Regions from separate parts of the Homo sapiens genome. Here region 1 is linked to region 2. Evidence: chromatin loops called from intact Hi-C (ENCODE). Cell type or tissue: OCI-LY7. All regions are shown on one strand.

The links. Peaks named below come from ENCODE experiments on the same cell type or tissue, not always from the same donor. Only the 100,000 strongest peaks of a DNase experiment are listed, where the experiment ranks them.
Region 1: it touches region 2 in a loop (7-fold over the local background); 2 of 110 quality-filtered maps call a loop at or near these places.

What each region holds. Positions count from the first base shown.
Region 1 is chr15:33,320,377-33,328,376 of GRCh38, reverse strand. The region is part of intron 1 of RYR3 (ryanodine receptor 3); the gene reads right to left. Among named protein-coding and RNA genes, the nearest start is that of RYR3, 13 kb to the right of the region's middle. RefSeq lists an enhancer at 1-269 and a silencer at 4,625-4,674. In OCI-LY7, no CTCF peak of the experiment used is centred here; DNase peaks (open chromatin) are centred at 3,596 and 4,656; H3K4me3 peaks cover 780 bases; H3K27ac peaks cover 3,542 bases.
Region 2 is chr15:33,667,423-33,675,422 of GRCh38, reverse strand. It overlaps RYR3 (ryanodine receptor 3), which reads right to left. Exons shown (of 104, transcript NM_001036.6): 37 at 5,967-6,069; 38 at 4,867-5,004. Among named protein-coding and RNA genes, the nearest start is that of CHRM5, 300 kb to the left of the region's middle. In OCI-LY7, no CTCF peak of the experiment used is centred here; a DNase peak (open chromatin) is centred at 3,752; H3K4me3 peaks cover 1,230 bases; H3K27ac peaks cover 1,501 bases.

The DNA.
Region 1 (8,000 bases), 350 kb after region 2:
TTAGTTAAGCACACTTAAAAGGAACAATAGGAAGCTTGAAAAGGAACAGACGAAGCACTCCAGAAAGATAAGGACGGTGTGGGCAGAGCTGCCGTAACAGCCCACACAGGGAACTCATGATACTACATAGGTGGAAATAGGATGGATGTAGAGTTTAGTTGGAACATGAGATGTCAGATTTCAAATAAACTTATGTTTCTTCCCATTTTCTCCATTTCATTTTATTAGGTTGTTCTGCATATGTTTATTTGGCACATGCTATAGGTGAAATGCTGTGTTGGCCATTAGGGCTATATCAGAAAACACAGCAACAAAAACCCAGTCTTGGACTTAATTTCAGGCACACATACAGACACAACCCCCTTTTGAAATTTTATTGAAAACAAGTCATTCCCATTAGAGGTTCACATTGTCTAACTCAGAATATAACCTGCAATTTCTGAATGTGGATTTTCATAAGTAACTAGGTAAGAAAACACCACTTGGGGGGATCTGAAGTAATACTTGCAGAATATCTAGTCTAATCAATGAGACCATGCAGAAATGATGAATGAAAAATCATTCAAGTAATCACTGAGTCACTGTATACCCAAATATAAGCACTGATAAAGGAAAAGAAAGGAAGAGAGAGAGATAGAGATGGGGAGGAAGGAAGGAAGGAAGGCAGGCAGGCAGGCAGGCAGGCAACTTCCCCTCCAGGGAGCTATTCAGTCTAGTGGAGAAAAGGAGATTTTCATAACATGAAGTAAAATTTGCACAATATGATCAAGCACCTGATTGTTTAGTTCAGAAAACAGTAATTAACAATCACTTTCCAGTTATAGTCCTTACTAAACCTTTAGCAAAATTTTAAACAATCTGATTGTGTTGATTTGAATTCTCCAATTTTTCTTCACTATTAGATATAACCAAATGGTAGGTTCAAAGGGCCAGAGCGAGGGTAGCAAGGTCTATAAATGTGTATTCAAACAATGGTTGTACCACACTATCACCAGTGGCTTTAAGACAGCCCCTGTGTCCCATGGATTCGTGGCTTTCTGCCAGAAGTGGAGGATCCATACACACTTAACAGTGTGAGGTATGAGGGATGCTGCTGATACTCAACTTTCAACAACCAGAGTCCTCAGTAACACCTTTAATAAGACTATAGCCCTCCAGTGCTCATCAGCTTCTGTTTTCTACATGTTCTCAAAGTACTTACTTTTTTTTCTGTCACCTTTAATCCTTTGGCCTGAGAAGGTGAATCATCTTCTATAGCTGTATAACAGCTCTCATTCCATGAAGAAAATTACAGATGTAACATGCGTCTCGTCTTTCACTTCCATGCAAGGGGCAATGCCAGTTCTCTGTCAGTGGAGTTTTTTTTTTTTAAACTACACCCTAAGGCTTATCAAGTACAGTATTTACAGTTGCAATTGCACAAATGATTTAGTATCAGACATATAACAATAAGTTGAAGAAATTAATATAAAAAGCATCCTTCATAATCTATGTCTATATAGTCTACCTTATCAAAACCATGCTGTAGTAAATTATCATAAGTATGTTCAAAATTTTTAGACTTAATTGCACTTATGTTAGCTAGTTCTCCATTACCTAAAGAATTAAGGCCAGATTGTCTTGATTTGCTCCCCAGTTTTCCAGCCTTATCTCCCAACACAGTCAGTCTTCCATGTACCTCCCTACACTCCAGTCTTTATAGTTCCCTGAACATGTCACATACTTTTATACTGCTGAGTATTGCTTTACGATCATCCTTCTGTCTCAAGTGCCTCTTTCACTCCATTTGCAACCTATCAACAACCTATAGAAACCCCCAGTTCAAATGTTCCCTCTCTTTTCAAATCTTCCCTGACTCCCTAGTCAAAAGTATTCCTTCTAGGATGTATAACTTTTACCTTTATTTAACACATTTTTGTTCTGCTTTCTTGTTAGTTCCTTAGATATCTAACTCTCTGACCACACTTTAAGATCCTTGAAAATGGGATTATGTGTTTTGATCACCTTTAAATCTTCTCCAATCCCTAGCACATGCCTTTTACATAGTAAGTACTCAACAAATGCTTGCTGGATGAATGGGTGGATGGACGGATGAATAAGGGGATAGCATCTCAGTTCCCTAACACAATAGTTAACAGATGATTGCCAGGGGTCTTTTCCTATCTATAATGCCCTATGGTTCTTTTAGAAGATAGTAGCTTTGATTTAGTTCAGTAGACATTGGGGAAAACAAAAAACAAAGAACCTCAACAGACTCGTGTAAGAAAGAAATAGGCCGGGCATGGTTGCTCACACCTGTAATCCCAGCACTTTGGGAGGCCGAGGTGAGCAGGTTGCTTGAGCTTAGGAGTTCAAGAAAACAGCTTGGGCAAAATGGCAAAACCCCATCTCTACAAAAACTACAAAAATTAGCGAGGCATGGTGGCACATGCCTGTAGTCCTAGCTACTTGGGAGGCTGAGGTGGGAGGATTGCTTGAGATCGAGAGATGGAGGCTGCAGTGGGGCATGATTGTGCCACTGCACTCCAGCCTGGGTAACAGAGTGAGACCCTGTCTCAACAACAGGAAGAAAAGAAATGAAAAGAGAAAAGAAAAGAAAGAAGGAAGGAAGGAAGGAAGGAAGGAAGGAAGGAAGGAAGGAAGGAAGGAAGAGGGGGAGGGGGAAGGCAGAGAGGGGAAGGGGGAAGGGGGAAGGTGGAAAGCGGCAGGAAAGGAAAAGAAAAGAAAAGGAAAGAGAGGAAAAGAAAAGAAAAGGAAAGAAAGGAAAAGAAAAGAAACCTCATCATAATCCTATGGGAATTCAGGACCCTAAAGGAGAAATATCAGAAGGCTCAGAAGAAGCTGTAGATTCTAAAGGAAGATGAGGACTAGAAGGAAACAGGAGTAATATAAAAGTAGAAACAAGCTAAGCAACATGAAAGTAGTAAAGTACATTTCAAAGCCAAACAAAAATTAATCTTGGACCATTCAATAACTTCAACTGTCAATAAAATGTCTTCCCTTCATCTTTAGATATGAGTGATGGCTGGGTTTATGCTCCTAATCGGCAAGTACACATGCCAGTGGAGGGGGCTGGTATCTGCTGTTGATGGTGCTCCAGAATCTCATGGGAGTAAAGGGGTCCTATAGAGTGGTTACTGGTTTGTATCTGGTACAGACTATAGGATTTAAAAGCACACAGAAATGTTGTCCAAGGTACACTGACATCAAATAACCTTCAGTTTCTCAAACAAGCATCAGTTTGCAAGCACAAAGAAATACAAAAATATGAACAGTCATCAAACTGGTATCAATAATATGTAGAGCAGACGTATGTCCCATAAATATAGAATTGTCCTATATCTATTTTCCATTTTTAGAAGAATCTAGAAATATCCCATATGTGTGTTTAGTCCTGAGAATCAGGCAAATGCATATGTGATGTCCATGCCATCCTGATTTCTCAGTCTTCACAAGCTGGCATCCTATAAGCCACTGAGATCAGAAACTGAGACATTAGTCCCCAGATCCCCAGTGGATCATTCCATAATGCGGTTGGGTTTTTAACTTTGTGTCAACACATACTTCAGTCTCACCAACCATGAGTGCACAGAGAGGGGAACTTAGCAGAGAGTTGAGTGAGGTGAGCACCTGGGCTGGAGGGGCAGCAGATGAGGATTTACTAACTCTTTCAACAACTCTTTACAGAGACCTACTATATGCTAAGCACCATCCTTAGTAGCAAGAACACAGCAAAGAAAAGAACAAAACTTCTGGCCCCTGAACGCTTGCAAAGTAGGAGAGAGACAAACAGGATAAATCAGTGTCATACACAGCTTGCTAGATGTTGACAAGCACCAAAGATGAAGAAAGGTAGGCGGTAAAGAAAGAAACATTTAACATTAGAACCCCTCCTCTATTGATAGAAAGCACTGAGTTTTATCTAAGATATTAGCATCTACAAAATAAGATTGGGATAAAAATGGCGACATTAGTGATGTTTGGACTCTGTGCTCCTACTCCTTATCCTTAAGATGCCACTTTTTTAGAGTACCCTTCCTTCCCCCATTTCCCCAGAAGATACAGGGTAACCTACTGTGAGTGGAATCTGCCAGTGCCTTAGTGGTAATTCTTTATATCCCAAATGCCATATTACCAGACCAAAGTTTCATCCATAGAGAATGTCATAATCCAAGAGGATGTATAGTAACATCTAAATTCACTCCTCCCACCCCCAGACAATATCCAAGGCAAATGCCTTGGAGATAAAACCTTAATCCAAAAGAGTATCTTGAATGTCAGGAATTCCATGTACCATGTCATATGGTGATAAAGAAGTCTGGGCAAAGGGTCACATCCTGCCCAGTGACATATTATACCTAACCTGTGGGCTAGATAAAGGTTAACCCTAACTCTCCTTTACTTCAAAACCTCAATAAACCTGCCTTCTAATCTGCATTTAATTGGGCAGTTCAGACTAGATCCGGGAGCCTCTTCCAGCTTTGTGAGTTATTTGCCCTCTTATGTGTATTCCACAGGCCTCACCAGGATATGAACAAGTGGCATGCACTTAGCACAGCCAGAGACCAGAGCAAAGCCCAGGGGACAGTCAAAGTTACCACCTCCCAAACAGCTGGGAGTCAAGCACAGGATGTGGTTGAGTTAAAAGCATGACTTGGACTGCAACCTTCACATATTTAGAAAATCAAGTACAAATGCATGCACACCCACAGGTTTTCACTTGGCTAAGGCTTCCAGGGCGCAGGTGGGAGAGCTATTTAGATTTTTTTTCTCAATTAATTGACTTAGAAATTGTAGTAAATAAACAGTTTAAGTACATCTTCCACCCCCTCCCCATATCATTGAAGAGCAGCTGCTTCAGGATCCCAGGTGGCTCATCAAAGTATAGTCTGAGCATGGGTGCTGGGGCTCTGGCAGAAAGAATCCTCAGCCACTGGGGAGTAGGCTCTGCCATTAAAATATGTATTAAGGCCGGGCGCGGTGGCTCACGCCTGTAATCCCAGCACTTTGGGAGGCCGGGGCAGGCGGATCATGAGGTCAGGAGATCGAGACCATCCTGGCCAACATGGTGAAACCCCGTCTCTACTAAAAATACAAAAAAGCTGGGCATGGTGGCGGGTGCCTGTAGTCCCAGCTACTCGGGAGGCTGAGGCAGGAGGATGGCGTGAACCTGGGAGGCGGAGCTTGCAGTGAGCAGAGATCGTGCCACTGCACTCCAGCCTGGGAGACAGAGTGAGACTCTGTCTCAAAGAAAAAAATATATATGTATTAAATATCATATCATATATTATAGCACGGAAGAGAAAATATGCCTGGTACAAGCCAGGCATTGTGCTTATTGCAGCTCTACAAACATAAATGACAAATTCAGAATTCACACTCTTGTCTACCTTACTGTAAGCTCTTAACCACTCTCTTGTCAGAGACTGTACATGATAGTGGTGCTGATACAGATGATACATTGTTTGACAACAGAGTGGTTAAGAGCTTACAATAAGGTAGACAAGAGTGTGAATTCTGAATTTGTCATTTATGTTTGTAGAGCTGCAATAAGCACAGTGACAATGGTGACCTGAAAATGATGTGGTTCCAGAGAAACCATCGACTTTAAGATCGACAATAAGAGAGAACTAGGACATTCAGTGGAAAAAAAGTTGTTCTGGATAGACAAAACTTACATAGATTGTAGTCATTTATGTGAATTGTGTACCATCATGCCTAATTATGAGCCAATATAATAAAATGTATGTACAAAAATAAATAAGTCAGAGCAACTTTGATCTAAAATGTATTTAATTAGAATAGTGGGCTCTCTATATATGGGATATAATTTGATTATATGTCCCCACCAAATCTCTTGTTGAATTGTAATCCCCAGTGTTGGAGGTGGGCCCTTGTGGGAGGTGTTTGGGTCATGGTTGTGGATTTCTCATGTCTTGGTGCTGTCCTCATGATAAAGGGGATTCTTGTGAAATCTAGTCGTTTAAAAGTGTGTGGCACCTCCCCCTGCCGCTCCCTCTCTTGCTCCTTCTCTGGCCATGTGACATGCTCGCTCTTGCTTTGCTTTTCACTATGCCGAAAAGCTCCTGGAGGCCTCCCCAGAAGCCGAGCAGATGCCAGTGTCATGCTTGGGCAGCCCGCAGAGCCATGTGCCAATTAAACCCTTTCCTTTATAAATTGCCCAGTCTCAGACATAGCTTTCTTTATGGCAACCCAAGAATGGCCTAACATAAAATGTAATCAGATGCCAATGTTGTCCAAGTTCTAAGATGCATGTGTGACATCTTCATAGCATTTTATACTCTATAAAGTGTACTTTCTGAGGGCAGTCTCAAGTGCTGGGCATAGTTAAACGTTGGGGAGAAGGAAGCAGCAAATGGTGATAAAATAGAGCCTTGCTCTGGAGAATCTCAGGTCTGATCATTTCACCCTGACCCCTTCTCTGTGAATTAGTTATAATTTTCACCTTTCTATAGATTAGGAAACTGAGGCTGGCATTAATGAAATAACTCATCCATAGAGTTCACTTTTCTATTTACAACTTAAAATGTTAAATGTATTGCTAGTTAGTGAAACACTCAGATTCAGCACCGGAACTCTCCTTTCTTTAAGGAGACCAAAAGCCCACCCATTCTCTATTATTTGAAGAAATCTTGCTTTAGTTTTTTTGTATTATTATTAAATTTCCCGTCTATTAAGTCCAATTAAGTTTTCAGTCATTGGGACCAGATTTCTGAGTGAAATGAAGAACCAATTAGGGTGATCCAAACTAATCAAAAACAAGGTGCCATCAGCCTGTCCATGGGCCCTTCTACACACCTGTCACTTAAGGAGCAGAGCATTTTAGCTTCACACACACCTACTCTCAACCAGGGAAGGACAATTCTTAACAGGGTTAAATAACCAATATGATCCAGTTTAATTCCATGGAAAGCAGAGGGAAAAAGGATGGGAATAAGGTTTGATAGAGAGGAGGGAGTAAGAATCAGAGGCTTGGACAACTGCCCCAGCAGGACCTCTCAGGGGAGAGGGCAGTGAAGTATGTAGCAAGGATCAAGCTTTACTTTAGGTCCATGCTTTGTATCCTTGGATATGAAAAGCCAGATCCTTACAGCAGGATGACCTTGTGTTATTAGAAATACAGTAAATTCCCAGAGAGGTTAATTTCTACACTTAAGACATAAGTTGTAAAAAATGTCTCCCCAAAGCAAAGATGATGAATTTTTGTGTAGCTGTGGATTCTCCAAATCATGTTGCCCATCTATTGACGTGAGGAATTTAAAATTGCCCAGGGAGAAGTCAATCAGCATTTGCATCAAGAGGCTTTGCAAAGTAGACGCTCAGAGAACTGACCTCCCAATCTGTACTCCCAAGGCCATGAACATTGCAGGCTCATTTCCATTCACAAAGCCTGCTCATATTTAGAGTGAAGCAGAATGCCAGGAATCAAGACTATGGAATAATCCCAGGGGATTGTCCCTTTGTACTTTCCAATAATAAAATGACTGTGCAATGACATTTGGAATAGCTAGTGTGACTAATGTCAATGTTTACACTGTTTTGTTGAGACAATAATAAATAATATTTATTGAGGATTTACTATATGTTGAGCACTGTTCCAAGTACCTCACATGGATGAACTCATTTAATCCTTGCAACAATCCTCTCAGATAGGCACTATTATGACCCTCATTTAACATGAGAAAACAAGAACAGAAGTAAGGAAACTTCCCCAAGGTCATACCTTTCAACAGGAAAATTTTTGTACCATAGAAACATGGAAAAGTTAAATTAATTGTTATAAAGTCATCTGAAGTGACTGATATCCTTGCTACCTCAAAGTAAGTCTGAGCTCCCTCTTGACCCTGAGCTGTCAAAAACAACAAACATTAAGATGTCTTTTTCATCTATGTAACTTCCAGTAACTTGTTTAAGGCTGGGTGGAGAGTAATTGGTCAATACATGTTGAATGCACACCCTGCTTTCTTTAGATTTCATGA
Region 2 (8,000 bases):
AGTGACAAGGATGGGCGTTGAATTCAGGTTGACAAAGTTTTGAAGTTTTATGCCACCTCTGTGTGATTTTGGAAAGTTACTTACTCTGTCTTTACTTCAGTTTCAATTGTAAAATAGAAATAGAATTGTGTATTACAGATTGTTCTCATGAGAATTAAACGAGGTAATATTTATGGAAGTGCTCAAGACAATGCTCAGGACAAAGTGGGTACCACGTAAGTGTTAGCCCCTCCCTCCCCACAACTGGGAGACCAAATATTACAAAATACATGGGCATAACAAAGAGTAACACTCTAAGCCTGCATACGGTTTAGCTGCTGGATTTTTGAGACAGAATTTTCGCTCTGTCACCCAGGCCGGACTGCAGTGGCACTATCTCGGCTCACTGCAAGCTCCGCCTCCTGGGTTCACCCCATTCTCCTGCTTCAGCCTCCCCAGTAACTGGGACTATAGCCACTGGATTTTTCAAGATGTTCTATATTCTAACACCACTCTTTTTTTTTTTTTTTTCCATTCTGACCCATTCTATTCTTTTTATAATTCAGCCATTCTCAACTTGTTGCCACTCCTGTATATGACATGAACTTTGCTGCACATGGGCCTTTGTTGAAGCAGCTTTTTTTTTTTTTTTCATTAAAAATGCCTTTTCCTTCTTATTTTATCCATCCATCTACATTCTTCACAGACAATTTCCCAATCTCCTCCTCTGGCCACCTACTGTATTTTGTCTGTACTTTTATTACAATACATCCAACCTCATGATTATTTTGAGTTGCCTAGCCATACCCATTTCCTCCTTTTTCTGAAAGGTCCCTGTTTTCTTCTTTTTTATGAGCCTCAAGTAACCAATATTCAGTTGGAGGTCAAAAAGATTTGTGCCATAGAGCTGAGTGTGGAAACAAGTACGACATGTTCCCTGCATTAAGACCTGGTGAGGAAAACAAACACATATACAAGTACCTCACATAACGTGGAAAGTCATACATACACTACTAGAAATTCCACAATATGGAAGGGGTAGAGGGAAAAAGAATGAGTTTGAAAGACTTCACAGAGGAGGTGTTTGTGTGTGTGTGTGTTTAGGGAGAGGCTCTTTGGAGAGAATTTAGAGAAGAGGCTTAGAAATACTGCCTGAGCTCTGCAGATGTACTTACTACTAAGTTATCTCACTTTGCATGTGCGTATTTGTGTTGAGGGGCTAGGACTTATTTCGTATAGATGTTTTCTTCTTCTCAGCACTAAACATGCTACAGCATTTAGCTGGGAGAGAATTTTGGTTTAGGGCTCCTAGGCTGTTCAGTGAATAGGCAAGAGGTAACATACGTAAGGACTTTGGGGCTTGACAGGTTCAAGGTCACCTCCAGTTCTGGTCTTCATTAGGAGAAGAGTGGCAGGGGAGAGCAGGCACTATTCAAGGCCAAGAGTGCCACCTAATCTCTGCGAGAGGTAACATTCTGTGGCAAACAGCACAGGGCTAAAGACAGAAGAGGGATGTTCACCTCCTTCAGAAAGACTCAGCCATGCTCACCTATAACTCAGTTCTTAACCGATGCCACCCAAAGCTGAATTGCAATGGGTCATCTCAAGACCTCTAAGCATAGAGATAAGATGCCAGCGTGGAGCTTCCTTCTCCCATGGGGAAAGCATTCAACAAATGGCAGAGATCAAGAATTTACCGAATTTTAATCTGTAAAATTTGACAGATGGTTTTTATTTTGTTAATTTTAGAATTTAGGAGAAATAGATGGTCAGCCTCTTCTGGAAGAATAATTCAATGCCTATATATTTACATTGAAGGAAATGCTGCTTAAACTGCAGCGTTGGAAAAGTACTGGCCAGAAGGAACAAGCAAAACATTTTCTAGGGAATTTTCTGGATGGAGATACGAAAAAAAAGTGACTTAGTACAGTGGCTACTATTGTTAGATTTTTTCACTTGTTCATTATCATTTGATCCTTTGATAATATTGTAACAGCTTTCATTAACAATATGGCTTGGAGTTAATTTAGGCAAATCCCTTCAACATTGAGCCAGCTAGCAGATTTCAGAATGTGAGTTTCAGGACACTGTTGCTCTCTCTTTCCTAGAAAAGTTGTGGCTTCTCTGCAGGTCATTGGCCAACATCAACTGCTCACAGCAGAGGGACTGCGGGGTGAGCCCACCACCACCTTATCTGAAAATGATTCAGATCCTTGGTTTGGTGAACTTTTAAATGTTAAAACATTGAATTCCGTTGGGTTCAGATTTTGAGTCAAAACAGTGAGATATCTCACAGATGTAGTAGGCAAGATAAAAAGAGTGATTTTAAAAAGCCATTCCAAATGTGTTTGTAGCTCATGGTATGTATGCTGGTAAGTTCTTTGGCAAGGGTACAGTGGAGAAGCACAGCACAATACAAAGAGACAGAAGACCTGCCTTCAAGCCATAGCTTTACTCACTTTACGTACCTTAGGTTGGTGACAATCAGACACCCGGACGTTTTTCTGGAACGGGTAAGGGTAGAAAGAATAAACAAGTACCCCTTAATTCTTCTGAGTCCTGCTTCCCCCAACTATACAATGGAGGAGTGTAGAAAACTAACAGCAGTAAATGAATATGTGTGGAAGTATTCAGTAAACTGCCAATTCATTGTATAACGTTTCTAACACTATCTACACTTTTATTATTTCATCAAATGCAAGGGTAATAGAAATCAGATACGCAATAGCATGAACAAAATTACCAATAATTTAAAGGATTTTGACCCTTTAATGCATATGGTTCTGTAATCAGCAACCTTGTCTCCATCTGATCATATTAAAAACAATTTATGGGGGTGGTGGTTGTTAAACCACTCTCTAGAATTTATTTTAAAATGCCAGGCTTGAGTGAGGGGATTCATCATGTCTGGAACATTCAGCAGAGAAGCCAAACATGCCTGATCACCTCAACCATTTCGTCTATTTCTGGGATCCCAAGATAGAGTACTTATGACACGAAACGTGAACCTCTCATAACTCCTCCTGTGGAAGGGAAGAAGCATGAGGTGAAGACACGCAGTCTCATACAGGGCTGGCCTCTCGGGTGTGCGTGTTTTGCCAAGACAGACAGAATGTGGTCTGTGTGCCTGAGGCCTGAGGTAGCGGGGCTGCAGACTGCAATCCTTGGTGCCCGAACACCATTCACAGATGTAGGGGGAGGCTTCACAGAGGCAGGTGACAAGTGACTTCATCTGACTGACTCCATTTACCTCACATGAAATGGTCACCTGGTGGGACCCCACCCCCCGCCAGCCATGACAAACTCTCTGTTAAAAAGAAGGTGGGAAAGGGCCAGCTGTGGTGGCTCATGCCTGTAATCCCAGCACTTTGGGAGGCTGAGGAGGGCAGACTGCTTGAGGTCAAAAGTTCGAGACCAACCTGGCCAACATGATGAAACCCTGTCTCTACTAAAAATACAAAAATTAGCCAGACATGGTGGCGCATGCCTGTAATCCCAGCTATTTGGGAGGCTGAGGCAGGAGAATCGCTTGAACCGTGAGGTGGAGGTTGCAGTGAGTGGAGATCACACCACTGCACTCCAGCCTGGGTGACAGAGCAAGACCCTGTCTCAGGAAAAAAAAAAAAAAAAAAAAAAAAGAAAAAGAAGGTGGGAAAGAAGCAACCACTTTCAAAAGAGACTCTCAGCAGGTGATATAGGAGACATATGGGTAACTCAGCCTATTTTCAGTTCTCCTTTGGCGGTAACCACAAAGGGAGCCTAAACTCACGTTTTTGTGGCTTTAGAGTGCTGCTGGCACATCCTCACAAAAGACCCGCCCTTTCCAGAGTGACTGATGGAACTACCCTATCAAGGGTTGCCATTGCCAAGTCCCCCATACACTCTTCCAGAGGTTTCAATACTTCCGATGACAAATGGTGAGATTTGTTCCCTTCAGAGATATTCTGACAAAGTTGAAAGGTCGATATAAAGGGCAGTAAGGGCAGTAAGATGTATGAACCCCAAAGTAGTGTTTTCAGACAAACTGATCCTATCTTGACAGTCAATTGCTCTAGTCTACGATTTGAAAGGGTGTTCCAAGATGGATAGGAATAGGTAACAAGATAAAAAGCAACGATATTAAACCTGAGAAATTCCTTCTTCTTTAAACAAATGATAAATTTGCTGAATCTGTACCAAGGAGTAGACTGATTATATATAATACTCAGACAAGACAATCTTCCTCTTGAAATTTCATGTCCTAGAGATAGTCTAACAGCCCTGCAGAACAAGTTATAATCTTGTTTCATCATGGGTCAAAACGGTAGGAGTCATCTATAGTATAAGGATTAGAGAGATAAATCTAGACAAAGCTCGGCATTGTTGAAAAATAGGAAGTCAAAGTTTCTAGGATGCTACATTTTCAAAAATCATACCCCAAATCCAAAAACAACCCCCCCAAACTCATATCCTATATCCTTTACAAACTCTCTTTTATTATTATTTTATTTTCTCTCTGGGGCAATTTTCAATGCTAAGGAACCACAAAGGGAAGTGACAGAAACAATAATCGTTAAGAAACAATAATGGTTAAAAGAGGAAGACTATGGAAACCTAAAAGAAGAACAGACATGTATTTACAGGCACCTCTAAGTAGAACACGACAGCAAGAACAGACACCAAGCAACCCATCTCAGGTTTCAGGACAGTATGAAAGTAAGTTTCTTCAATCAGAAGAAAGGCAGAACCCAAAATACGTAACTGAACCACCAGCAATTATAACATACTGCCCAGATGCTTTCTTTGAAGTTAAGCAGCCCCTATCTATCTTACAGTATTTGTTTAAAAAAAGTTACATTAATTAAGTCTTAGAAGAGCACACTGTCATTTAAAGGCAATGTCACTTACTGGGGCATCTCTCCTCCTCCTCCGTCGGCTGCTCCTTCTCTGGCTTGGGTGGGCCTTTGATTTTGTAAACCAAGGCACAGAGTTTTCCTGTCCAGGAGGTGTCCTCCTCCTCCTCTTCCTCTTCTTCCAAAGGAACCCCTAGCAAGCCACAGAACAGGGTGAAAATCCAAAGCAGTGCATGAAACCATCATAGTGTCACAAAGAACATTTAAAAAACTGCTTCCCATCCTTCTGGAACTTTCTAAAGATACTACAGGCTTTCTAAAGATACTATTCTCGTGAATAGTTACCTATCTTATAGCTTTTGAAAAAAAAAATATTGATTTCCTGTTTATCAGAACAACAAGTAAGTTTAATCCTAAAACATGTGTTTTGAATCTGTACCCCCAAAACCTCTGAAAGAGTGTAAGGGGGATTACATACACTCTTATAGTGTTGAAACCTCTGGAAGAATGTTTGGGGGACGTGGCCCTAGAATCTGTAGAAGAAGTTAACAATGAGTTATTTCAAATGAAAAGCTTGTCAATTACCCATATATTATTAAACCTACCCATGTACAAGCAACACAAATGCTGAGAGCTGCTTAAAACCAGTAGGTACGTATCCAAGTAGAGATTGCTGGCTGAGAAGCCTTAAGGGCAGAAGTTACTAAACACACACACACACACACACACACCACACACACCCACACACCCACACCCCCCCCCCCCCCCACACACACACACCCCTAATAGCTAAAAAGCAAAGAGATCAGAATCTTGTCTCACCTGGAAGCTGAGAGTCCCAACTAACTTTAAGCAAATTAGGTGAGGTTTATATAAGGATCAGTTGTCTTCATTCTTTTGCTAGAAACCCTGTTTCCTCTCTATATCTCAGCACAGGCTCTTTTAGGTAGAAGGAATTTTGGTCATATATTCTGTCAGGGTTACTTCCTGTATCTTTTCTGACACAAGTAGCTAGGATAGTCACGTCTTGAAAGACAGTATTGCAATTTTAAATACAAAAATAACTTCCCAACCTCCCACTAGCTTTCTAATGAAGGAATCAAAAACAGACTCTTCTTGTAAAAAAAGGACAAAGCCTTTCTCTGGGCAGCTTACCACAGTGAAGGAGAAGGTCCTCATGGAAATCATACAGCTCCTCCCGAATCTCCTCTGGGCAGGGGCAGTTCTCTCCCAGTTGAAAGTTAAGCAGCATGTTGATCTTTGAGAGGCAAGAGAAGAATAGCTAGTTGGTTCTCAATGTTGGCCAAGGGAACTCAGATCCTGCCTTAGACAGACACTTACATTCTTTTCAAATTTATTTTACTTAGTGATTTTTTTTTTTTTGGTAAAAGTGGCCAATATTTACAAGTAGCTTTCACCTTTTCCTGATTCTAAAAGTAACTTATTAATTGTATAACATTTGGAAAATACCTAAATAAGAAAATTTACTGTGATTCCACCACCCCGAGATAACTACTGTTAATATTTTAGCTAATGTCTTCCTGACATTATGTAGGTATACGCACAGAATGGGATCACATTCCAGATACACCTTTTAAAAACCAGAGTTTTCCACTTAATGTTACTTGAACATTTTCTTACTTTCTTAATCCAATTTTTAATAGGTGCATTGTAATTATATGGAAGAATTATAATTTATGTAAAATTAACTCTGTTATGACATATTTGTTTCTATTATTTGTCCTTATAAAGCTGGTTTGAGTTTCCTTTAAAATAATTTTTTTTCATGTCTCTGATTATTTTCTTAGAATAAACTCCCAGAAGCAAAATGACTAGAGGAACAGGTTTGCATATTTTAATGTTTTTTTATATGAATTTACAAATTGCCCTTCAGAAAGCTTACAATTTGCATTATTAACAAGTTTATACAAGTGTGTATTACTATGCCATCTTCGTTACAGTAATAAGAGTTAACACATTTTCAAATATTTTCAATTGAATGGGTGAAAAATGTCCTATCCCTGTTGCTTTAATTTATGCTTAATTGGTGAGGTTGAAATTTGTTTTTTCACACATAAAGATTAATTTTATTTTGTATTTCATAAATTTCCCATCCATGTTTTTCCTCTATTTTTCTACTGGGTAATTATCTTTAAAAAATTTGCCCCTGAGTGCTTTGGACACCTCTAGATTTTTAACTTTTTATATACTTTTATACTCTACATGTATTGGCCCAGCTTTTGGTCAGCTTTTAATTTTGTCTACAAGTTTTTTTGTTTGTTTGTTTGTTTTTTTGAGACAGAGTCTCGCTCTGTTGCCCAGGCTGGAGTGCAGTGGCACAATCCCGGCTCACTGCAAGCTCCGCCTCCCGGGTTCACGCCATTCTCCTGCCTCAGCCTCCCGAGTAGCTGGGACCACAGGCGCCCGCCAACACGCCCGGCTGATTTCTTTTTTTTTTTTGTATTTTCAGTATTTTTAGTAGAGAGGGGGTTTCATGCCAATCTATCATTCTTTTTAGTTTTTGTCTCAGGGATTTTTTTTTTTTTTTCAAGACTGAGTCTTGCTTTGTTGCCCAGGCTGGAATGCAATGGTGCAATCTTGGCTCACTGCAACCTCCACCACCTGGGTTAAAGTGATTCTCCTGCCTCAGGGTGCCGAGTAGCTGGGATTACAGGTGCGCACCACCGCACTCAGCTAATTTCTTGTATTTTTAGTAGAGATGGGGTTTCACCATGTTGGCCAGGCTGATCTAGAACTCCTGACCTTGTGATCCACCTGCCTTGGCCTCCCAAAGTGCTAGGATTACAGGCATGAGCCACCGCGCCGGGCCTGACTCAGGGATTTTTAGTAGTTTTTGTGCTATGGACCCCTCTGACAGTCTGGTGAAACCCATGGATTGCTTCTCTGATTAATATTTTAAATGCACAAAATAAAATACATAGGACTACAAAGAGAAATAATTATACTGTAATACAGGTATCAAAACTATAGAAATCAAATTTGTGATGTAGTAACGTATGTACTTATTAACTCATTAGAGAAAATGATCTAGTGGCAGGTCTTATATCTATCCACTGTGGTCTTGAAGTAGTAAGGAATGAAAATGATCTTTCTAGATACCGTAACCACTGTAATGTGACATGAAAAAATGTGCAATTTTGGTTGGTGTCAAAGTCAGGTACTTGTTTT